Regions from separate parts of the Homo sapiens genome. Here region 1 is linked to region 2. The links are chromatin loops, found by intact Hi-C in ENCODE. Cell type or tissue: IMR-90. All regions are shown on one strand. Each heading gives the region's core, and the rest is flanking DNA. Links, peaks and the distances in the headings are about the cores only. Region 1 has its middle 23 kb from the start of SFTPA2. Region 2 holds the start of SFTPA1 (surfactant protein A1).

Region 1 (12,622 bases), core at 2,632-10,631, 71 kb before region 2:
GTCTGGGTCCTTGTCGGCTATCAGGCAGGACCTGCTCTTAGTTCCTGGAGGGCATCTGCACGTAGCTTCCTCCATCTTCAAAGTCAGCCTTGGCCAGGCACAGTGACTCACTCACCGCCTGTAATCCCAGCACTTTGGGAGGCCAAGGCATGTGGATCACTTGAGGTCAGGAGTTTGAGACCAGCCTAGCCAACATGGCGAAACTCTGTCTCTACAAAAAAATACAAAAATTAGCTGGGAGTGGTGGTACTTGCCTATAGTCCCAGCTACGCAGGAGGCTGAGGCACGAGAATCACTTGAACCTGGGAGGCAGAGGTTGCAGTGAGTGGAGATTGCACCAGTGCACTCCAGCCTGGGCCACAGAGTGAGACCCTGTCTCAAAAACAAACAAACAAACAAACAAACAACTAAAAACACCAGCCAGATTTGCTTGCCAAGTTTTTCCTGCAATTTGAAACTCTCTGAAGTTTTCTGTCTCTGGTCCCTAGACCCCAGATTGAAGGGATCATGTGATGAGGTTGGGCCCACCTAGATAATCTCCCTCTTGATTAACTCATATGCAACCAATTAGTAATCCTAGTTACACCTGCAAAATTTCTTTTGCCATATATGCAGCATGATCACAGAAGTGACATCCTGCTATATCCACAGGTTCTGTCCACTCTTCAGGGGGACATCTTAAAAGGGTGAGGGTCGTGAGAATTCTGCCTACCACAGTTATATTATAATTAAAAACTTCTATTCTTCAAATGACACTATAGGAAGGTAAAAGGGCAAGCTACAGAATGGGATGTAAGATTTACAATACACATAATTGATAAGGGAGTTATTTCTAGGATATATATTTAATTAATTTATTTAGAGATGATGTCTCACTCTGTCACCCGTGCTGGACTGTAGTAGTGCAATCGTAGCTCACTGTGGTTTTGACCTCCTAGGCTCAAGTGATCCTCCAACCTCCGCCTCCCAAGTAGCGGGGACTACAGGCACATGACACATGCTCAGCTAATTTTTCTATTTTTTGTAGAGACGTGGGTCCCACTATGTTACCCAGGCTAGTCTCGGACTCCTGGGTTCAAATAATCCTCTCGCCTCAGCCTCCCAAAGTGCTGGGATTACAGGTATGAGCCACTGCATCTGGCAAAGAATATATATTTTAAATCTTACATATTAATAAGAAAAAAGATAATAGAAAAAGAGACAAATGAAATAAACATATTTTCACAAAAAAAAACTCAAAATATCAACACTTGTATGAATACATGTGTATTTTTTTCTTTATTTTACTTATTTATTTTTTTGAGATGGAGTCTTGCTCTGTGGCCCAGGCTGGAGAGTGCAGTGGCGTGATCTCGACTCACTGCAATCTCTGCTTCCTGGGTTCAAGTGACTCTCTTGCCTCAGCCTCCCGAGTAGCTGAGATTACAGGTGTATGCTACCACACTAAGCTAATTTTTGTATTTTTAGTAGAGACAGGGTTTCACTATGTTGGCCAGGCTGGTCTCAAACTCCTGATCTCAGGTGATCTGCCCATCTTAGCCTCCCAAAGTGTTGGGATTACAGGCGTGAACCACCACACCCGGCCATGTGTATTTTTAATTGTGGAAAAATTTGGTGTCCAGTGCTTGGTCTTCCCTGCTCTGGGAGGCCCAGGTGACTCTGCCACAGCCTGTGTTACTCTGTGACCTGCAGGTACTGGGAGATCCACAGGGAAGACACTGGGACATCCTAGAAGCTGGGAAATGAAAAGAAGAGTGAAGAATGCAACCACACATGGATGGATGGTCTTTTCCATAACATAATGCCTGCCTCTCAGGCTCCAATTCCAAAGCGAATCATTTACAGTTAATTTCTGTCTCCTGGGTTGATCATTCTCCCTAACCATCACTTGCTGCCCCTCAAAGGAATTGTCTACATTCCCTATCTCCTCCTTACCCTGTGAAAAAGGGTATGTCAGCTTCTATACCCCATTGGGAGGTTGGGAAATCACTGACTCTCCCCTGCCCCATACATTAATTCATCTGTATGCCTTTTCTTCTATTAAAAATAAGTGAAAACTCAGTAAGACACCATTTTACCCCACTGTATTAGCAAACCTTTAAAAATCTGACAATTTCAAGTCTTTCCAGTGAATCATAGTGTTACTGGTGGCAAATCCCTAGGGGGCTGCAGCAACCTCAATTCTTGCCTCCTCAGCAGAAAGAATTTGACCAACAGCATAATACGGCAGAATGAGAGACCAAGGCAAGTTTTAGAGCAGCAGTGAAAGTTTATTAAAAAACTAGGCCTGGCTCGGTGGCACATGCCTGTAATCCTAGCACTTTGGGAAGCCGAGGCGAGCAGATCACATGAGGTCAGGAGTTTCAGACCAGTCTGGCCAACATGATGAAACCCCAACTCAACTAAAAATACAAAAAAAAAAAAAAAAAAAAAAAAAAAAAAATTAGCTGGGCATGGTGGCAGGTACCTGTAATCCCAGCTACTCATGAGGCTGAGGCAGGAGAATCACTTGAACACGGGAGGCAGAGTTCGCAGTGAGCTGAGATCGCGCCGCTGCACTCCAGCCTGGGCAACAGAGCAAGACTCCCTCTCAAAACAACAACAACAAACTTTAGAGCAGGACTAAGAGGAAGTAAAGTACACTTGGAAGAGGGCCAGCGGACGACTTGAGAGATCAAGTGCACTGTTTGACCTTTGACTTGGGGTTTTATCTGTTGACATAGTTCCAGGGTTGTACATCCCTTCTCCCCTGATTCTTCCCTGGGAGTGGGCTGTCCACGTGTGCAGTGGTCTGTCCACGTGTGCAGTGGTCTGCTAGCAGTTGGGCGGTGAGCACGCAGTGTGTTTACTGGAGTTGTGTGCATGCTCACTTGAGGCATTCTTCCCCTACCAGGTGAATGTCCCTAGAAGTTAAACTCCACCATTTTGCCTCTTAGTGTGCATGCTTGAGCCCACTCGCCCAACTCCTGAGATCTTATTGGGAAGCTGCTGATCACCAGTTTCAAGTTTGTTCTATCTATTAGGAGATGGCCTTTCCCTGGTGCAGGCTGCGACCCATTATTAGAGACAGTTTAACAATCGCCTGGTGGTTGGTGACATTACTGGTGGGGGGGTGGGGGTCGAGCCCTCTCCTGCCCTGCTCATGCCTGACTAGCTACCTGTAACAATAGGAACTCACATACTTTTGACACGAGTTTAAATTAGTGCAACCTCTTTGGATAACAAATCGTGATGATCTATAAAGTTGGAAATGTACACCCTCTACAATCCAAGAGTTTCATCCCTGGGTATGTAATTGACAGAAATGCATGCATGGCTGGTTATAGTGGCTTATGCCTGTAATCTCAGAACTTTAGGAGGCTGAGGCGGGAGGATTGCTTGATCCCAGGAGTTCGAAACCAGCCTGGGCAACATGGCAAAATCTTGCCTCTACAAAAAGATATGAAAATTAGTCAGGCATGGTGGTACATGCTTGTAGTCTCAGCTACTCAAGAGGCTGAGAGGGGAGGAGCAATTGAACCCAGAAGGTCAAAGCTGCAAGGAGCTGTGATCATGCCACTGCACCCCTGCCTGGGTGACAGTCTCAGGGTCTTTTGAGACAGACCCTGTCTCAAAAACAAAAAAAAAAAAAAAAAAAAAAGAAGAAGAAGAAGAAGAGGAAGAAATGCATGCACATGGATGTCCAAGCCAGAAAAACAAATAAACCTGGAGACAATGGGAAATAATTTAAATGTCCATCAACAGTAGAATGTTGTAAACAAAATATACAATAATGTGTAAATAAATTATAGAATACTTTAAAGGTAATTACATGGTTCCATTTCTTAAAGTTGGTGGATCCTACAACACAGGTGTTTGTTTCACTCTTCCTTCAAGAAGTCTTTCCAACTCCTCTGTCCCTTCCCTTGACCAGAAGTCAGAGGCGGACAGGCACTTAAAGATCAGGAACTTACCCCTCGGCTTCACAAACGAGGGGACGAGGGAAGGAGACACATGTCAGGACTTCTCTTGAAACCCTCCTCTTTGTCTGCATAGGATGCCCTCCTCTTTTCCTTCTCAGTAACTGTCTGTCAACATCCTCTTCATCTTTTAAGGCCCTTCCTTGGGATCCTTAGAGGGCACCCTGGTCCATCTACCTGTTGAGAAAACTGAAGTTCAGAGAGGTTGAAGGGTGAACTTAAGGCATGCAGTCATTGAGAGGCAGCCTTGGCTCTCTGGAATCTGTGCTCTCTTTATCAGCAACATCCAGTGCTAATTTATGTCTGTACCCATGGCACACTTGAAGACAGTTCCTTATAAACAGGAGGTGCTCAGTAAATGCCACCTCCTCCCTCCGGGTCTTTACTGAGTTTAAACAAGAGCTTTCAATGAAATAAAAGAGGATACAAACAAATGGAAGAACATTCCATGCTCATGGGTAGGAAGAATCAATATCGTGAAAATGGCCATACTGCCCAAGGTAATTTATAGATTCAATGCCATCCCCATCAAGCTACCAATGACTTTCTTCACAGAATTGGAAAAAACTACTTTAAAGTTCATATGGAACCAAAAAAGAGCCCACATCGCCAAGTCAATCCTAAGCCAAAAGAACAAAGCTGGAGGCATCATGCTACCTGACTTCAAACTATACTACAAGGCTACAGTAACCAAAACAGCGTGGTACTGGTACCGAAACAGAGATATAGATCAATGGAACAGAACAGAGCCCTCAGAAATAATGCCACGTATCTACAACTATTTGATCTTTGACAAACCTGAGAAAAACAAGCAATGGGGAAAGGATTCCCTATTTAATAAATGGTGCTGGGAAAACTGGCTAGCCATATGTAGAAAGCTGAAACTGGATCCCTTCCTTACACCTTATACAAAAATTATTTCAAGATGGATTAAAGACTTAAACGTTAGACCTAAAACCATAAAAACCCTAGAAGAAAACTTAGGCATTACCATTCAGGACATAGACATGGGCAAGGACTTCATGTCTAAAACACCAAAAGCAATGGCAACAAAAGCCAAAATTGACAAATGGGATCTAATTAAACTAAAGAGCTTCTGCGCAGCAAAACAAACTACCATCAGAGTGAACAGGCAACCTACAAAATGGGAGAAAATTTTCGCAACCTACTCATCTGACAAAGGGCTAATATCCAGAATCTACAATGAACTCAAACAAATTTACAAGAAAAAACAAACAACCCCATCAAAAAGTGGGCGAAGGACATGAACAGACACTTCTCAAAAGAAGACATTTATGCAGCCAAAAAACACATGAAAAAATGCTCACCATCACTGGCCATCAGAGAAATGCAAATCAAAACCACAATGAGATACCATCTCACACCAGTTAGAATGGCGATCATTAAAAAGTCAGGAAACAACAGGTGCTGGAGAGGATGTGGAGAAATAGGAACACTTTTACACTGTTGGTGGGACTGTAAACTAGTTCAACCATTGTGGAAGTCAGTGTGGCGATTCCTCAGGGATCTAGAACTAGAAATACCATTTGACCCAGCCATCCCATTACTGGGTATACACTCAAAGGACTATAAATCATGCTGCTATAAAGACACATGCACACGTATGTTTATTGCGGCACTATTCACAACAGCAAAGACTTGGAACCAACCCAAATGTCCAACAATGATAGACTGGATTAAGAAAATGTGGCACATATACACCATGGAATACTATGCAGCCATAAAAAATGATGAGTTCATGTCCTTTGTAGGGACATGGATGAAATTGGAAATCATCATTCTCAGTAAACTATCACAAGGACAAAAAACCAAACGCCGCATGTTCTCACTCATAGGTGGGAATTGAACAATGAGAACACATGGACACAGGAAGGGGAACATCACACTCTGGGGACTGTTGTGGGGTCGGGGGAGAGGGAAGAGATAGCATTAGGAGATATACCTAATGCTAAATGACGAGTTAATGGGTGCAGCACACCAGCATGGCACATGTATACATATGTAACTAACCTGCACAATGTGCACATGTACCCTAAAACTTAAAGTATAATAATAATAATAATAAAAATAAAAAATCAGAGCTTTATAAAACTGTTTACTTTGATGCTGCTAACCTAGAAAATGACCGGCAGATGGCAGCATTTAGCTTTCCTAGCTTTCAACTTTGCAATTGCCGGTTTAAGGCGAGAAAAGTTGGTTTTTCTTTTCCATTCTCCTAACTCTGCTTGTTGTCAATGCCTGCCAAATGCCCACTGCTCCCATTGGAAGCCTCATCCTACTACCCCCTTGCTGAAAAAGCATCTTGAGCATCTGCAGAAGCTCCAGTTTGAGACCTGGTGGCAGGAGGGGGTACATGGACATGCAATGAGAATATGAACGCTTTTTTTTTTTTTTTTTTTTTTTGAGATGGAGTCTCACTCTGTCACCCAGGCTGGAGTAGACTGGAGCAATCTCAGCTCACTGCAACCTCTGCCTCGTGAGTTCAAGCGATTCTTCTGCCTCAGCCTCCTGCTTAGCTGAGATTACAGGCGCCTGCCACTGTGCCTGGCTAATTTTTGTATTTTTAGTAGAGATGAGGTTTTACCATGTTGGCCAGGCTGGTCTTGAACTCCTGACGCTCAGGTGATCCGCCCACCTTGGACTCCCAAAGTGCTGGGATTACAGGCGTGAGCCACCGTGACTGGCCAGACATGAAAGCTTTTCCTCTCCACAGAGCCCAGTGAAATGCTGATTCTCACCACAGCCCTGGGATACCATGGGCTGCAAAGCCATCTTAGGGCTCTGCTTTTCAGCTGGGGAAACAGACTCCAAAAGGCAAAGTGATGAGCTCAAATTCACAACAAGTTCAGATTTTCTGATTTGCAACTCTGTGCACTTTCCTGCGTTAGTTCTCTAAGGTGAGATCTACCCTGAAGGCATGTTCTGCCTATATGTGTGGAAAGGAGGCCAGAAAGATTTTTAAAAACCAAAATGCTACATGGTAAATAATAAAGGAACAGCAGAGAAAAGAGTGTTGGGGCTCAGAGGAGCAGACTGCACCATTCAGGGCTGGGGTGGGTGAGAAATTACCAAGTCAGAAAAGAGCTGTTGAAAACAGGGGAGCTCTCACCCTTAAAAACAGTCAAGACATGCACAAGAAAAGGAGCAATGGTGGAAATTCTAGATCAGGATGGCAAACGTATGGCTTGGGGCTGCTACTCTCTTTCACCCTACCCTGTCACTCGGCCCCCATGTCCATGACAGACATCAGTAATCAATCATGGGATTCTTTCCCCTTGAGCTCAGGGCCTGACCAGAATCCATTGTGCACAGTGCGCCAGGCTTCCTCTACCAACTCGTGGGAGATGTCACCAGAGAAAGCCTGTTGCTCCTCCTCATCCTGCCCTATTGCCTCCCTCGTGGCCACAATTTATTGTGCACTTACTGTGTTGGAGGAGTTGTGCTGAGCTCTTTACACACACCTTCCATTTAATTCACTTACCATATTCTCGGGAGTTAGGCATCCTTCTGGTTTTACACATAAGGAAAATGGGGCACAGAGGTGTTAAAAGCCTCATAATGGCAGAGCCAGGATTCAAATCCAAGCCCACCTGTCTCCAAAGCCCAGCCTGGGAAACTGCTAGATAGGTGGGATAAGCCAGTATGGAAGCAGGCCTGTGGTTTGGGCCTTGTTTAGGCCTGAAGATCAAGACTAACTAGGCTGCAGTGGAGCCTGAGGTCCAGAGAACAGAGGACACTAAAGATGCTTTTTTTTGTTCATTCATTCCTGAACCCACGTTTATTAAGTCCCTGCTACATGCCAGACACCTTGTAGATCCTGGGGGTATAGTGGTCAAACAAGAGAGACAGAACACCCCACCCTCAATCAGGGGAGACTAACAAGCCAGTCAAATGCATTATATGTCAGGTGATGTATGTGCTAAGGGGAAAAATGAAGGCTAGAGAGTAGTGGAGAGAGCCACATAGAGCTATATGTGGACTCAGGCCTAGGAGATAAGGGAAGGGATGACTTAGGGGCCTGAGCTTCTTGGAGTGACTGATGCATATCGAGATAAAGGCCCTAAGAAGATGGGTCCTGATGCTCTCAGGGAAAATAACGATGTTGGGGGGTGTCTGTGGTTGGGGAGGAAGGAGGGATTGCCAGGAACACATGGAGTTCCAGGGGCCTTCTTCACTCTGACAATGACAATGCGGCCGAGGGAGGGGGAGTCTTACCCAGAATACTCTTAGCTCCTGGACTTTCTCCTTACTCTGGTAGATGTGGGATGGAGGCAGAAAGTCCCACTCATGCGTCCTACATTTTTTGAGAATCTAACGAAATAAATTTCGCCAGGTGCAGTGACTCAAGCCTGTAATCCCAGCACTTTGGGAGGCCGAGGCAGGTGGGTCACCTGAGGTCAGGAGTTTGAGACTAGCCCGGCCAACATGGTGAAACCCCATCTCTACTAAAAATACAAAAATTAGCTGGGCATGGCCTGTAGTTCTAGCTACTCGGGAGCCTGAGGCAAGAGAATTGCTTGACTCTGGGAGGCGGAGGTTTCAGTGAGCCAAGATCACTCCACTGCACTCCAGCCTGGGCAACACAGTGAGACTCTGTTTCAAAATACAATACAATACAATACAATACAATACAATACAATACAATACAATACAGTACAGTACAGTACAGTACAGTACAGTACAGTACAGTACAGTACAATAAAAGCATGACATGTTAAAAAAAAAAAAAAAAAAAAAAAAGACCGGGCTTGGTGGCTCCTGCCTGTAATCCCAGCACTTTGGGAGGCCGAGGCAGGTTGGTCACCTGAGGTCAGGAGTTCAAGACCAGCCTGACCTACATGGTGAAACCTCATCTCTACTAAAAATACAAAAATTAGCTGGGTGTGGCGGCAGGAGAGCCTGCAATCCGAGCTACTCAGGAGGCTGAGGTAGGAGAATTGCTTGAACCCAGGAGGCGGAGGTTGCAGTGAGCTGAGATGGTGCCACTGTACTTCAGCCTGGGTGACAAGAGCGAAACTCCATCTCAAAAATAAATAAGAAAAATAAATAAATAAATTTCATTCCTCTGCCCACTGCCAGTATCCAGTCCCGCTGATGAGGCTGGGGTGAGGTGGGGGGTAACTTTTTAGCACCTGGGCCCTTACGTCCAGCAGGGCTGTGAACAGGGACTTTTTGTGCCAGTAACAGTAGAAAATACGGCAACTGGTGTTTGCCACTATCAAAGAGGAACTTGGAGTTTTGTTGAAGGAGCAAAATTGTAACCACCCAAGGGGTTCACCTTGCCTGCTGCCTCGACAGAGCCGATTGATCAAGACAGGGGAATTGCAATAGAAGAAGAGTAATTCACGCAGAGCCGGCTGTGCGGGAGACTGGAGTTTTATTATCACTCAAATCAGTCTCCTCGAGAATTCGGGGAGCAGAATTTTTAAGCATAACTTGGTAGGGGGAAGCCAGTGAGCCAGGAGTGCTGGTTGGTCAGGGATGAAATCACAGGGAGTCGAAGCTGTCTTCTTGCGCTTCGTCAGTTCCCGGGTGGGGGCCACAAGATCAGACGAGGCAGTTTATCCATCTGTGTGGCGTCAGCTGATCCAGCAAGTGCGGGGTCTGCAACATGTCTCAAGCACTGATCTTAGAAGCAGTTTAGGGAGGGTCAGAATCTTGTAGCCTCCAGCTGCGTGACTCCTAAACCGTAATTTCTAATCCTGTGGCTAATGTTAGTCTAGTCCCCAGACAAGAAGGAGGTCTGCATTGGGAAAGGGCTGTTACCATCTTTGTTTAAACTATAACTACAAACTAAGTTTCTCCCAAAGTTAGTTCAGCCTACGCCCAGGAATGAACAAAGACAGCTTGGAGGTTAGAAACAAGATGGAGCTGGTTAAGTTAGCTCTCTTTCACTGTTTCAGTCATAATTTTGCAAAGGTGGTTTCAAAATGACTATCCATGAGTTTGTAAAATAACCCAGGATGCCTGTTGTTCACAGCACATAGCCTGCTGTGTGACTAAGCTGATAATCAGCTAGACTTTGGGGAGAGAAAAATGCCAAAAGAAAATGGCCTTGCCCTGCTAGAGAGTCTTCAGGTCTCCCTTTGGATGCATGAGCAATATGGAAGGGAATGGAGAAGGAGGACAAAGAAAAGTCACCCTCCATAATTGGGACAGGGTTTGGAACTCTTGCGGCCAATTCTTTCATGCTGCCTGGCCCCACCTGCCCCGGAGACTTCTGGTGCTTAACGGAGGCTTTCTTTTGGCTGCCCTGGAACTGTGAATGGGCCTGCCTTGGATAATTTTCCCTCCAGGCGCTCTCTACCTGGGGTCTGTGAACACCCTCGAAGTAGTATCCACCATGAATTGTATGAATAATTACACATATGTGCACACTCATGAATACATGGACCCATGCATATGTGTTCACGGCGTTCTACAATTGCCCCCATGATATCTATACCAGTTACAACTTATTACTTCTCAGCTCCATATTCACCCACTAATACCTGCTCTGTGATAATGGACAGGATTCCCATGAGCATTTCTCCTGTACACTAAGCATAACGTGAAGCTTTCTCAGCGGAGGGTGCTGAGAGAACAGTGCAGGTGAAAGGAGTTTCTCTTCCTGGGTCTGGCTGGTGTGAGGAGATCCAGTGGTACTCTGCTCCAGTCACGTGCCCAGAAGGTCCCAGGCAACTAGTCTTGTCCTGGCATGGTGATCGCCCTCTTAGTATCCTCCCAACACAGGCACCACGCGATCCATGCCTTCTGTCCGCACTGGAGACCCAATCATTCTACATGCTCATACACTCAACCCAGCAGTGTGGCTCGCATGGGCTGTGGAGGTTTGTTTCCTGCTTGTCCAATAATTGCAACCAGCTCTAGACCATGCAACCCAGCAAATCTCTCTGCCATGTAGGGGGCTGCAATGATACCTTCTCCGACAATGTCTGATCTCCAGCCTGGGGAGGGGGCCCCATTCCAAGCTTGTCCTTCTTGGGTACTCTTCTCCACCTGTAGGGAGAGTAGCCCTATAAGGTTCTCTTTATATCATATAGTTGCTCTTTTATCATAGCTGAATAATTCTTTATATTAAACTTCCATTGCATAAACCACTTGTGGTTTCTATCTCTTGATTGAAACCAGTCTGATACAGTACTTGTGGCCCCCAAAATATTGAGATCCACCATACCTAGTCCCAGGTAAAACAAAAATATAAAAACTCTCAGCTCATTGCCTAGAACATAGAACACAATCCTTTTAAGCAGCTGTTACTACCATGTGTTGGAGATGGAGGTCAGTTGCCGCATAGGGTTGGCAGCTCTGCAGAATCACCTTAGACATTCCCTCTTGCCTGTTTAGCTTGAGCTGCATTCTCTCTGGTATAGCAGTAAAATAACAAGTGGCTAAAGCTATCACTTATGGAGCACACAGTTCATCTCAAGCAGTGGGCCATGAGTTTTGTATGCACTATTTTCCCCATTTTGCAGTTGTAAAAGATGAGGATTAATGAAGTTGGAAACTTGCCGAAGTTTTCACAGTTGACCCTGGAAGAGCTGGAATTTGAACCCAGGTGTATCCAATTCCAAAAAACCGAAGTCTTCACCACCACAATACATGCCTTTGTAGCATTTATTTCTGGGTCAAGCTCTGTGCTAAATGGTTCACAGTGGTTATGTAATGTGTTTCCTGTCACAGCTGTGTTTGTAAGCAGTGTTTTGTTCCTGTTTTATAGATAAAGAGACTAAATGTCTCACCCAAGGCCTCTCAGTTAGTGAGAGGTGGAGGCAGGATTTGAAACTGGTTCCCTGACTCCAGAGCCCACACTGCTAATGTCTATTATACTGCTTCCCTGGCTCACATAATAGAAGTGAATTTTGGGGTGTGAATATACCTACCCCTGGGGACTGTGATGGGTGAAACAATGGAAAGCACATGGCATTTGATTCACATGCAGTTCCTGCTGCTCCCAACAATGCCATCCATGTGTGTTAATAAAGGATACAGAGCTGGTGAGGAGAAGGGTGTAGGTATAGGACCAGGTGTGCCATGTCATCACGCTAACGTACCTAACCCTAACCCCAGCCCTAACCCTCAGGGGCAGTGATGGCCTACAGGCACCTGCATTAGGGTGGTTTGGAGGATCCATGTTCATCGCCAACCCTCCTCTAGGGAGAGGGTTCCCTGACACTCAACATCTGGATCTGCCCATGGCAGATCGAGCCACTACGGCATCTTGCCTATACCCCAGGCTCTGATGCCACCTCACTGACTGTGCCAACCCGAGTGATTAGCCCTCTTTGTGTGGACTCATGGTTGTTCACTGGTTTGGCTCTAAGACCCTAGCTGCTGATGGGGAGAGGGATATATGACACATTGTGAGATCCAGAATATTTGCAGGTTTCTAAGAAAAAGCACAACTATTCCAGATACTGAGGACCAAAGAGCATATTCTCCTCTAGGTGTTCATAGAGAGGCTTCATAGGGAAGCCACATCCTCAACAATATCCCTGCAACAGATGGGGATCAGTGTTCAAAACCATGCTTTGTATAATGTGTATCATGTCCCTCAACCAAAGCACAAAGCATTAAAAGTCATTCTTCAAGGAGTCAGTGGGAAGCAGTCAAGCTCACAGGTTCATGGCTCTGGCTAAATT
Region 2 (11,455 bases), core at 3,456-11,455:
AAGACAAAAAAGAATAAATACTGGTGCGGGTGCAGAGAAAAGGGAACTCATACACTGTTGGTGGAAATGGAAAGTACTACAGCCATTATGGAAAGCAAAATGAAGCTTTCTTGAAAACCTAAAACTAGAACTATCATATAATCTAGCAATCCCACTACTGGGTATTCAAAGAAAAGGAACCCAGTATGTTAAAGAGGTATCTACCCTCCTATGTTTATTGCGGAGCTATTCATAATAGCCAAGATATGGAATCAACCTAAGTGTCTATCAGTGAATGAATGGATTTAAAACATGTAGTAACTAAACACAATGGAATACAGTTCATCCATAAGAAAGAATAAAATTCTGCCATTCATAGCAACATGGGTGAGCCATTATGTTAAGTGAAATAAAGCCAGGAAAAGAAAATTAAACACAGCATGTTCTCACTCATTTGTGGATGCTAAGAAAACTTAGTTAATCTCATAGAAGTAAACATAGAACAGTAAGTAAACAGTAGAACAGAATATATTAGAGGCTGGGAAGATTAAGGGGAATGAGAAATGGGAAAGGTGGGGCAATGGGTACAAAATTACAGCTAGATAGGAGAAATGAGTTGTAGCCTTCTTTAGCGCTGTAGGGTGACCATAGCCAACAAAAAAATTATGTATACTTTCAAATAGCTAAAAGAGAGGATTTTGAATGTTATCAACACAAAACAGTAAGTTTTTGAGGTGATGAATATGCTGCTTACCTTGATTTCATCATTGCACGTTACATACATGTATCAAAATAGTCCACTGTGCCCATATGTATGTAAAATAATTGTGTCAAAAATAACATTTTTTAAATTAAAAAGATAGTAAAGAATATATTACCAGAAGTAAAAACAAACAAACTCCAAGAAAAGACTATAGTTACAATTATATCCCTATGTGTCAATCTGAAAAGATGGCTGGCATATGTAAGAGAAAACACTAATTGTAGAACAGTATATGCAGTATGATCTTATTGGTGCAAAGTAAGAGAATGTGTGTGTGTGTGTCTGCACGTGTGTGTTCCTGAGCCTATTTCTTTGAAGACAGTTGCTGCCACCTGCCAGTTTCAATTCCTCCAAGGTGCAGAATGGGAAAACCTCTCTCCCTCTCCTCAAAACCTCAGTAAAGCATGATGTATTTCTCTGGGGTTTGGAAGGTTCAAAATGTTCAGGGCAGAAAGAAGGGTGACAAGGCTGCATTGGCAAAAATGAAAATAAAAACAAGTAATGTGATTTTTAAGGCAAATTGGATGCTATTTCTAGGCAACAGAAATATATTTACAGTGTTATTCTTTTTAAAAATAAAATGGCATTATTAGAGAGGCATCAATGTAATATATATGTATGTAAACATACAGCACACAATATATGTGTGTGTATATATATGTATATAATGCATACACACATATTTGCTTAGTTTGCTGGCTGCCTCAGCAAAGAAAAGCCTCAACTTCCATCCCCTTCATGTGGCTGAGCTGTCCCTTAGATTCTGACATTATAAGCGATTTTGAAATATATCCATGATTAGTAAATTAATTTGTGCATTCCCTTGTCTTCATGTACAGGTAGAATAAGCATGTTCCTCTGACTCTGGGAAGGTTCTAGCAGAGGACTGAGCTGGAAAGAAGATTTCTGGTAATTCTGGCAATCCATGTAACCCCTGTCATCCTCAGCTGACTGAAGTATGGAATGGGGATTTACTCTCTGTACAACTCATAGAGTGCTGTGATGATCCAAAGTGACAGAAAGATCCAGCAGTCACAGACAGCCTCCTCCTACTGCTAGCACCCAGGGCAGCTGGAAAAGGGGGCAGGGGAAGGGTCCCCTGAGCACTAAGAGAGAGGCCTCAAATATGCAGAGAAGCCCATGCACTGTCCTTAGTGCCTGTACATGGCCTCCACTCTGCACCCCTTTGAAACGGGAGAGTCCCCTGATCCCCCTCACAGGATGCATGACAGGGGTGTGGCTCACCTGTTTGGTTGCCCCACTGCTCAAACCCCTAGGGGGAGCATGCAGATGGGCAGGTTCAGAGGCTGGGGTGAGTGCTTTGGGCTCCAGCTGTTCAGTAGAGTCTAGGGATGGGTGCCTGTAATCCTGGTGTTACAAAACTCTTTCAGTTTTGCATACGCAGGTGGCTTGAGTGTTAATCAGCTCAATGGACCCTCTGCCTTATCCTAAGGGCAGAGGGCCTGTGTGACAGCTTTCTGTATCCCAAGCTTTCACCCAGCATCCTGGAAGAATCAGATCACATGTGGGCTTGAAGGATGAGTGCAAGATTTTATTGAGTGGTGGAGGTGGCTCTCAGTGAGATGGATTGGGGACTGGAAAGGGAAATGGAGTGGGAAGGTGATCTTCCCTTGGAGGCGGGCCATCCAGTAGCTGGTATCTTCTCCGATCGCCCCTGGGCAAACTCCCCTCAGTGTTCAGATGTTCCTCCTCTTCTCTCTCTCTCTGCCACGTCGTTCCACTGTCCATCTGCTTGTCTGCTAGTCTGCTGGTCTGCTTCTGGAGCCTGGGGTTCAAGGTTTATATGGTTGCAGGATAGGGGTTGTGGCAGAACAAAAGGCAACTTTTTGGTCATGAAAACAGAAATGTCTTTTCTCATTTAGGGCCACAGGTCTTCAGGCTTGAGGGTGGGGTCTTTGTTGGGGAGTCACCCTTTTTTTACCCAGTGTGTCACTGTCTCCTGTCATTATCATTCCCCTCCTCTGAAGAGGCACATCTAACTGCCTTTAGAATATGGACGATGACAAGTCTTAGCTACTTCCTGCTGACAGGGGGAGTTTTTTTGGGGAAAATGTCAGTCAGATTCCTCCCAGACGTCTATCTAAAGGTCCCTGACAAAAGGGAGCCATCATCTGAGGCTCTGATTGCCTGATCATCTTGAGTTTGATAACCTCTAAGTGAGAGAGGAAAAAAAAAGTTTTATAAGATTAAGTAGGCATGGGTTAAAATTGTGTATTATACAAGGAAAGAATCTAGTGCCAAAGATTACAGAAATAAGAAGTAAAATATACTAATTACCCTGAAAACACTATTGTACCCCGTGGTATAGAACAGAACAAAGGTAAGAACCACAAGCATAGGCAAGACTACAAAGAGGACATACATGAAATGTTAATTAACACTAACCTTTTGTGATTTTTAGTTTGAGTACCCTGATCTCTTCACAATGGTATTTTGGATGCTCCTCTAGGTTGAAAGAGGTGACTCTGTTGGCTTCCCAGGCCTTTACTTGAGTATAATGAATCCAAGAGTCTATTCTGGTGACCTTGACCTTCACCACCACAGGAGTGAAAAGAAGTACAGTGCAAGGTCCCTCCCAACCAGGGCATATTGAGAGAGAAAGGTAAGGAAGTACCTTTACCAGTACTAGGTCCCCTGGGTTGAATAGAGGTGGGCCTGGTTCGTGGGATTGGGCCTTCAACAGTTGTTTCAGTTCCTGTTGGAAATGGACCAAAGAGGTTATGTGCTTAATTAAAACAAAGGTTTCTTGGTCTAGCAAGAAATCATTCATGAGAAAATGTCATCCATACATAGTCTCAAAGAGACTCAAACCCAGACTTGAAGGAGTGTTTCTGATATATAGCAGGACTATGGAAAGAAGAGTAGTCCAGGGGAGATGAGTCTCCTGAGACAGTTTCTTGAGGTGCCTTTTGATAATATCATTTTTGTCTTTTCTACCTTTCCTGAGGATTGTGGTCTCCAAACACAATGAAGATGGTACTGTATGCCTAGTGCCTTTGAGACCCCCTGGGTGACAGCTGCCTTGAACGAGGGGCCATTATTGCTCTGGAGGTACTTAGGGAGTCCAAAGTGAGGAATTATCTCATTGATTAGTACTATTATCACCTCAGAGGCTTTCTCTGTCTGACATGGAAATGCTTCTACTCAGTTAGTGAAGGTATCTATCCACACTAGGAGGTACTGGATGCCCCTTACCTTTGGCATATGGGTGAAATCCATTTGCCAGTCTTCCCCTAGGTAGCCTTGGAGAAGACACTATTAATTAAGGGGATTGTTTTTAAGGCAGGTCTTGCAAGCATTAACAACCTGTTTAACTGTTTGTATCAGGTTTTTATCTGAGAACAATCTGAGCCAGTCAGTAGGTTTTATCTGTACCTAGGTGGAAGGCCTGGAGAAGGCTTTTAAGAACTTTCCATTGGTTGCCAGCTGGTAGATGAAGCATGCCATCCTAAGAGGTGTCCCATTCTATTTCCATAGGAGAGTATTGAGGTTTTATTTCTCTGATGGGGGCCCTCCAAGATCAGTAAGGCTTCAAGTGGGTCAGAGACCTGGGGCCCCCTTGCTGCTGCTAGCTGCTCAGTCTAGCTAGCTGCTCATAAAGCAGGGTGTGAAATAGTTACTCTGAATGATATTGTTGAGAGCACACCTCTCTCCTCAGGCACAAGTGCTCAACTGGCCAAACTAATTACCCTCATGAGAGCACTTGAATTAGGCAAAGGAAAAACAGTTAACATTTATACTGATTCTAAGTATGCTTTCCTAGTTCTCCACACCCATGCCACTATCTGGAAAGACAGGAACTTCCTCACAGCTAATGGGTATCCCATTAAATGCCATCAGGAAATTAATAGACTATTTTGCTCAGTTTTCCTCCCACAGGAAGCGGCTCAGCCCCTAGCTGCTCAGTCTGCCAGCCCGTTTCCCTCAGCTATTTCATCCATCCCTCTTTGGTGGCCTTTACAATGTATTACTGCCACTTCCTGTGCGTAAGAATCCCCTCGGTTGCTTGAGTGTTTGGGGAGGAGAAAGGAGGAGATAGGTTTAATCCTTTCTTCGCCCAATGCCCTGGTCCCCTCTGACAAGACCAGGCTTAGGTGCTTCACTGAAGTCTGACAGAGCTGAGCTTCAGATTTTGAAACATTATATCCTCTGTTAGCAAGAAAATTAAGAGGAGCCTTACTGCCCTTCTGAGAGATTTCCTCAGTTGGAGTGCAAAAGAGAAGGTCCTCCATGTATTGCAAAACTTTGACCTGAGGATAAAGGAACTTGGAGAGATCTCTCCATAATGCCTGCCCAAACAAGTGGGAGCTGTCTTGGAATCCCTGAGGTAACATTGTCCAGGTTAACAGGGTGGTTTGGTTAGAGGGATCCTCAAATTCAAACAAATACTGGGAGTTGTGGTATAATGGTATGCAGAAGAAGGCATCCTTTAGGTCCAGGAACCATTTAGTTCCCTCAGGTATTTGAGCTAGCAGGGTATACGGATTGGGAATCATTGAATGTATTGGAACCACAGCCTCATTAACAAGGAGGTGGTTCTGAACTAGCCTCCATTTCTAGTTGGGTTTTTGTACCCCCAATATTGGGGTATTACAAGGGCTATTGCAGGGTTTGAGTGGGCCCTCCATCTTCAAGTTATCAATGATGGCTTCTAGTCCTTTCCTAACCTCTAGTTTCAGGGGATATTGTTTCTGGTTAGGAAAGGAGGTGGGATCCTTAAGATGGACCCAGACTGGTATGGTAGTTGTGGCTCTGACAATCTTCCCTAGAGTTGCCCAAACTTCTGGGTTAATATTGGTCTCTACTAGGATGAGACAAAGAGTTTCCCTAGGGGCCATCAGAATGATGGTCCCCACATGGGCCGGAATATCCCTACCCAACAGAGGAGTTGGGCTTTCAGGCATAATTAGAAAAGCTTTGGTGAACAACCCCAGGTACAGCTAAGGGGTTGGAAAAAATATCGGGTTAAAGACCTTCCTGAGATGTCCCTCACAGTCATGCTAAGAGAGGAGAGGGGGCCTGGATTCAAGAGGAGAACTGAGAGACCAGTCCCAGTGTCCAAAAGGAGGTCCACTTTCCTCTCTTCGATTTCCATGATTACCCAGGGCACCTTGATGATAATGGTGGTCTGGACTACAGGAGCCAGGAGAGGAGCCCTGGGACCTGTCAGTCCTGCTGCTGGACCATTTGGAAGACTGGCTCTGGACCTGGTGACCAGCATGCCCAGGAACAGTCCACCCTCCAGTGGTCCCCACTGCAGATTGGACAGGGTTGAGGTAGCTTCCTCATGCTGTCTGAGAAATTCTTGAAATGCCCTGATTTGCCACATCTGTAGCAATTGACAGGTGCACCCTGGGAATTCTGGGGTTTGTGGGCTTGTCTGCTGGCCATTAAAGTCTCTGTCTCTTTCCTGTATTTCCTCTCTCTCTTGTGCCTACCTATCTCTATTATAAAAAACCAAGGTGGGTACTTTCAGAAGGTTCTCTAAAGTACTCTCTTGTCCCAGAGCCTGTTTTGTAGCTTCCTCCTGATATCAGGGGCTGCCTGAGTAGTAAATTTATGCTTTAGGATTGGTTGTCCCTCAGCTGAATCAGGGGATAGACAGGTGTGCTTTACTAAGGCCTCCCTTGGCCTTTCCAGGAAGGCAGTGGGATTTTCATCAAATCCCTGGTCAATCATGGATGATTTAGTATAATTGAGAGGCTTGGTCCTGGTCTTACATAAGCCCTCCATTATGCACACCTGAAAGTGCCTCCTCTTCCAGGCTTCCATCTTGTCATTGGAATCCTATTTAGGGTAATCCATTGATACTGCTTCTCTCCCAGTTGGATAATGTTTGCCCCCTTCCCTGACACTATATGTGATACTAAGCTCATCCCCAAATCTCTCTGCTGCTTGCAGAGCAGCCTGCTTCTCAGTGTCTGTCAAGGTCTGGTTCAAAAGCAACATAATGTCTCTCCAGGAGAGATCAAATATTTGGGTGAAATTCTGGAAAGCCTCTATATATCTGTCGGGGTCATCTGAAAAGTTCCCAAGATCCCCCTTAATTCACTTTAAGTCCTGTAGGGAGGAGGGGAACTGGACCTTACTGGGCCCAAATTCACCAGGCATTGGTTGAAGGGGCAAGAGTGAGGTTGGGGCTTGTCTAGGGTGAGGATTTTTAGGAGGGGGCAAGTGAGAGGCTGAAGCTGAATAGGGAGGTCGAGGTAGACCCAGAGGGGAAGAGCTGGAGGGGGCTGGCTTCTCTGCTTGGGGTGCCTCTGGGATTCATATCTTTAGTTTCCTAGGCTTGCCCCTTGCAGTCCTCCCTGAGATGGCAAGCAGGAGGGCTGTATCAATCCTACACTGTCAGCAAAGGTCTGGATTGCCTTGCAAGGTATAGAAAACCTGCACATATGGGACCTCAGACCATTTGTCTTCATGTATACAGAAAAGGCCTGATCACCGGATACTATCGAAATGAAAGGTTCATTCCTGAGGTCCACCCGGTCCTTCATAATTTGGCCAAACCTTTGTGCAGAGGGCTATGAGGCATTTTTCTTCCAGATTAAGAGGATCAAAGCAGTCCCATTGGTTCTGGATACACTCCAGAGGGGTATAAGCTGGGAGTGGTGAAGAGAGATGGTTGCCTATTCTGAAAGACAGAGAATAGAGGCATGCCTCATTCCCTTCCTTCTTTAGTGAAAACTCAGGGTGTGATGGAGAGAGAAAGCAAGACTGTGGACTCTGAGGTGGCTTGGCATGGGCGCCCAAGGACTGGCAGTGTGAAGAGGATATCCCTGCAGAGGGAAGAAGCCCAACGTGGAGGGTGAGGCCCCGAGGAGAACGAGAAAGATACTGAAGGAGAGCGGACTGGACCGGCGGGGGCAGTGGAGCCTAAGCAGGGGGAGGAGGCTGTGGACACAGCTGAGTGGCCTGGTGTGGGCACTCGGAACTCAGCAGGAACTACAGCAATTCTTAGAGCTAAGAGTGACAAATTTGTGTTGGGAGAACCATCTTCTTAACGACATTCTTTAGATTCACTGGTGCCATGTGCTGGCAAACTGTAACTGTTTCAACATCAAACACACGTAGTGCCCCCTGCAGCCCGCAGGTGGGTGCTCGGCACCCCCTGGTGGTCAGTGGTAGGCCTCACGAACGAGTCCACATTGCTACAAATCAATCAATGGGCAACAGAGACAGTGTGATGAGGAATGGGATCTTTACAATAGCCCCAAAGTGCGTCCTCATAACATAGTCACTGATTAAAACCAGAAAAAGAATGTATTTATGGTAGTGAAGCGTGACACCCACCACCTTAATTCAATGATCAACAAGAACATCATCAATCTTGGGGCAAACTAAAGTCACATGCCGCCCGGTAGAATGGGAGAAGAGCGCAGCAGGATGTCTATCGCATTTCTGCTGAAGTTACAGAACCTGAATCTAATCATGAGCCAATACATTAAAAAAAAAAAAAAAAAAGTGAGGGGCATTCTACACAGTAACTCTCCTGTGATCTTCACACTGTGTTCAGGTCATGAAGGTGAAGGGAAGACAGAGGGCCTTTGTGGGTTTCAGGACCCTGGAGAAGCGTGACAACCGAATACGGCACATGGCTCAGAAATGGATCCTTTGCTATAAAGGACACTATTGGGGCATTGGGTACATTTTGCATAGGGCCTGAAGGCTATTTGGAGTTATTATATCCATGTTAATTTCTTGATTATGGTTATAATGCGAAAATGCCTTTGCATGAAAAACACATTAAAGTATTGGGGTGTTGGGGTTTCATGCTGACAACCTACTTTCATAGGTTCAGGGAAACATATTTGTACCGTGCCTGCAATTCTTCTGTAAATTTGATGTTTCAAGATAATAAAAACAAAAAGGAAACTGAGCCTCAAAATGTTACATAACCTGACTGAGTCCACATGGGTAATAAGTGACAGCTCTGGGTGAAAACTCAGGTGTGCCTTTCCCCTAAAGTCACGCCCTGCCCTGCCAACCACAAGGCCCTGCACATCTGAGTTGGCCTCTGTTCCTGCTCATCACCTGCAAAACAGCCCTGCCTCCCCACAGCCAAGTTGCTGGAGCTGCGCCCCACCTGCCCCCACCCTGCACTGGCCTGACTCCCCCATTCCACACCTGGCCCAGCACCCACCACATGGTGTGGCAGACAGCACTGGGGCAGCTGAAAGACTCCATGCTACAAATTGGCACTGCCCAGCTTCCTGCTTCTGGGAGTGGGGTCCATTGGCTGAGCTTCCGCTCCCTGGAAGAGCTCCAGACTCCTCAATGGTTTGGGATTTTTCAAACCAATTCCAAATAAGCCAGGGGAGATTTTCCTGTCTTGGTTCCCATCATTACCACCTCCACAGTTGGAGATTCCCTCCTAATCCAGATGCTCAAACCAGGACCTCAACAACTAGGGCTTCATATATCACTGGGACACTTAGCATAATCACCATTGCAGGTTGCCAGACATCACCCAAAGTGATGTTCTACCAAAGACAGAAACTGCAGCTCTCCCGTGACCTTCCAGGTGCTGCCCTGACTCCTCCAGCTGAACCTGCTAGGGCAGAGGGAAGTGGAACGTGCAGCATATTTGCCTGCCACTCTGCCCATGTGCCCACCAACTCAGCTGCAGGCTCCAGGGACACAGGCTGGTGGGGGGGCCTGGGGCTCATGGCTGAGCCAGGTCGCAGGACAGACAAGTTGGCCTGGATCAACCTGACCAATCTCAGCTGGAGCAGTGAGTTCTTCATTGTCTGAATCTAAACCAGGAACCCAGTGGGGCTTCCTTAGTGCCTGTGTAAGGGCTCTCGGCTTTCACTGCTAAGGAGCTTGCTAGGGGCAGGGTGGGTGACCTCAGCCAAGGGGGGGATTTCTCTTCTTACAGACCTGGAGTTCCTCTTTCGCAGGTTCTGTGCTCCCCTCAAGGGTCCTTTGAGATCCTCCAGCCTGAGTGCTCTTGGGGAAACATGCTGTGTAAACACTATGCCCATTTCCTGCCTGGAGCACAGGTTTTGTGGTAGGGCTCTCAGGGGTGAGGAGGAAGCCTGGCAGCCCCCACATCTATAAATGCTGCGTCTACCTTACCCTCTGACTTGGAGGCAGAGACCCAAGCAGCTGGAGGCTCTGTGTGTGGGTGAGTTTAGCCCCATCCCCTAGGTGTTCTCCAGCTTGAGGATCGCAGGCAGAGAGGACCAGCCCAGCAGCCACAGGCCTGACCAAAGCCCAGGCTGGGAAGGAGGGCAACTCCCCATTTTCCACTGGGAGGTGTTTCACAGCACAGTCAACATAGGTGACCTGCAAAGATCCTCATGTTTGTTATTTTCTTTGGCCAGATCCATCCCTACAGGGTTCAGCAGGGCCTACAGGAGGGGCAGTGAGAGAACAGACCCCAAAAAGAAAGGGGACTCCATGACTGACCACCTTGAGGGGGGCCAGGCTGCGGGCCCCGTTCATCTTTTTTCATTCTCAGGTCGCTGATTTCTTGGAGCCTGAAAAGAAAGTAACACAGCAGGGATGAGGACAGATGGTGTGAGTCAGTGAGTGAGTGACCTGACTAATAGCCTGGGAGGGACAGGGCAGGTTTTCTGCAGAGCACGGAAGATTCAGCTGAAGTCAGAGAGGTGAAGCCAGTTTCCCAGGGTAACATAGTGAGGCACTGAAAGAAAGGAGACTGCACTGGAGCCCAGGTCCCCGGGCTCCCCAGAGCTCCTTACTCTTCCTCCTCCTCAGCAGCCTGGAGACCCCACAACCTCCAGCCGGAGGCCTGAAGCATGAGGCCATGCCAGGTGCCAGGTGATGCTGGGAATTTTCCCGGGAGCTTCGGGTCTTCCCAGCACTCTGGTCTCGCCCGCCCTGCCTCTCGGGCTCTGCCCAGCTTCCTGAGTCCTGACAGAGCACAGTGGGGGAGATGTTGGCAGAGGTGGCAGATGGGCTCACGGCCATCCCTCCTGCAGGAGCAGCGACTGGACCCAGAGCCATGTGGCTGTGCCCTCTGGCCCTCAACCTCATCTTGATGGCAGCCTCTGGTGCTGTGTGCGAAGTGAAGGACGTTTGTGTTGGAAGCCCTGGTATCCCCGGCACTCCTGGATCCCACGGCCTGCCAGGCAGGGACGGGAGAGATGGTCTCAAAGGAGACCCTGGCCCTCCAGGTACTGTGCTGCAGACCCCACCCTCAGCTGAGGGACACAGACCCCTTTTCAGGAGGCCCATCTGTCCAGGCCCCTAGGCTGTGGGCCATAGTGAGCTGGGGGCTATAGTAAGCTGGGTGGGACTTCAGTCTGCAGGGCTGGTGGGTTCCTGGGGCCCTTATGATGGCGCATCCTGGAGAGTCTGTCCTCATAGTGCCCACGGAGTGATAGAGTGATAGCTGAGCCAGCCCTGGTGATAATGGGCATCGAGTCTCACTAGCTCCAACCAGTTGTGGGTGACAGATCCTACACATCCATGTCTCTTTTCTCTGCAGGCCCCATGGGTCCACCTGGAGAAATGCCATGTCCTCCTGGAAATGATGGGCTGCCTGGAGCCCCTGGTATCCCTGGAGAGTGTGGAGAGAAGGGGGAGCCTGGCGAGAGGGGCCCTCCAGGTGAGCAGGGTGGGGCAGGTGGGCAGTGGAAACATGGGCACAGCGACCCTGAAGTCAGTTACACGGGGATGATGGGGATCAGACAAACCCTACAGGTTCCCCAAGGGCATTTG

What was found. A loop is a pair of places that touch in the nucleus more often than their neighbours do. Peaks named below come from ENCODE experiments on the same cell type or tissue, not always from the same donor. Only the 100,000 strongest peaks of a DNase experiment are listed, where the experiment ranks them.
Region 1: a loop joins it to region 2, with 12 times the contacts of the local background. A loop is called at or near these places in 13 of 110 quality-filtered maps.

The regions. Positions count from the first base shown.
Region 1 is chr10:79,531,194-79,543,815 of GRCh38, forward strand. No RefSeq gene overlaps it. Among named protein-coding and RNA genes, the nearest start is that of SFTPA2, 23 kb to the right of the region's middle. In IMR-90, for the core only: a CTCF peak has its summit at 6,109 (motif pointing right); a DNase peak (open chromatin) is centred at 6,128.
Region 2 is chr10:79,601,090-79,612,544 of GRCh38, forward strand. SFTPA1 (surfactant protein A1) reads left to right here and starts at 9,850. Exons shown (of 6, transcript NM_005411.5): 1 at 9,850-9,893; 2 at 10,230-10,300; 3 at 10,714-10,908; 4 at 11,223-11,342. The coding sequence starts at 10,737. LOC124902469 (a long non-coding RNA gene) reads right to left here and starts at 3,521. Exons shown (of 2, transcript XR_007062215.1): 1 at 3,149-3,521; 2 at 2,269-2,528. In IMR-90, for the core only: a CTCF peak has its summit at 7,864 (motif pointing left); no DNase peak of the experiment used is centred there; H3K27me3 peaks cover 1,845 bases.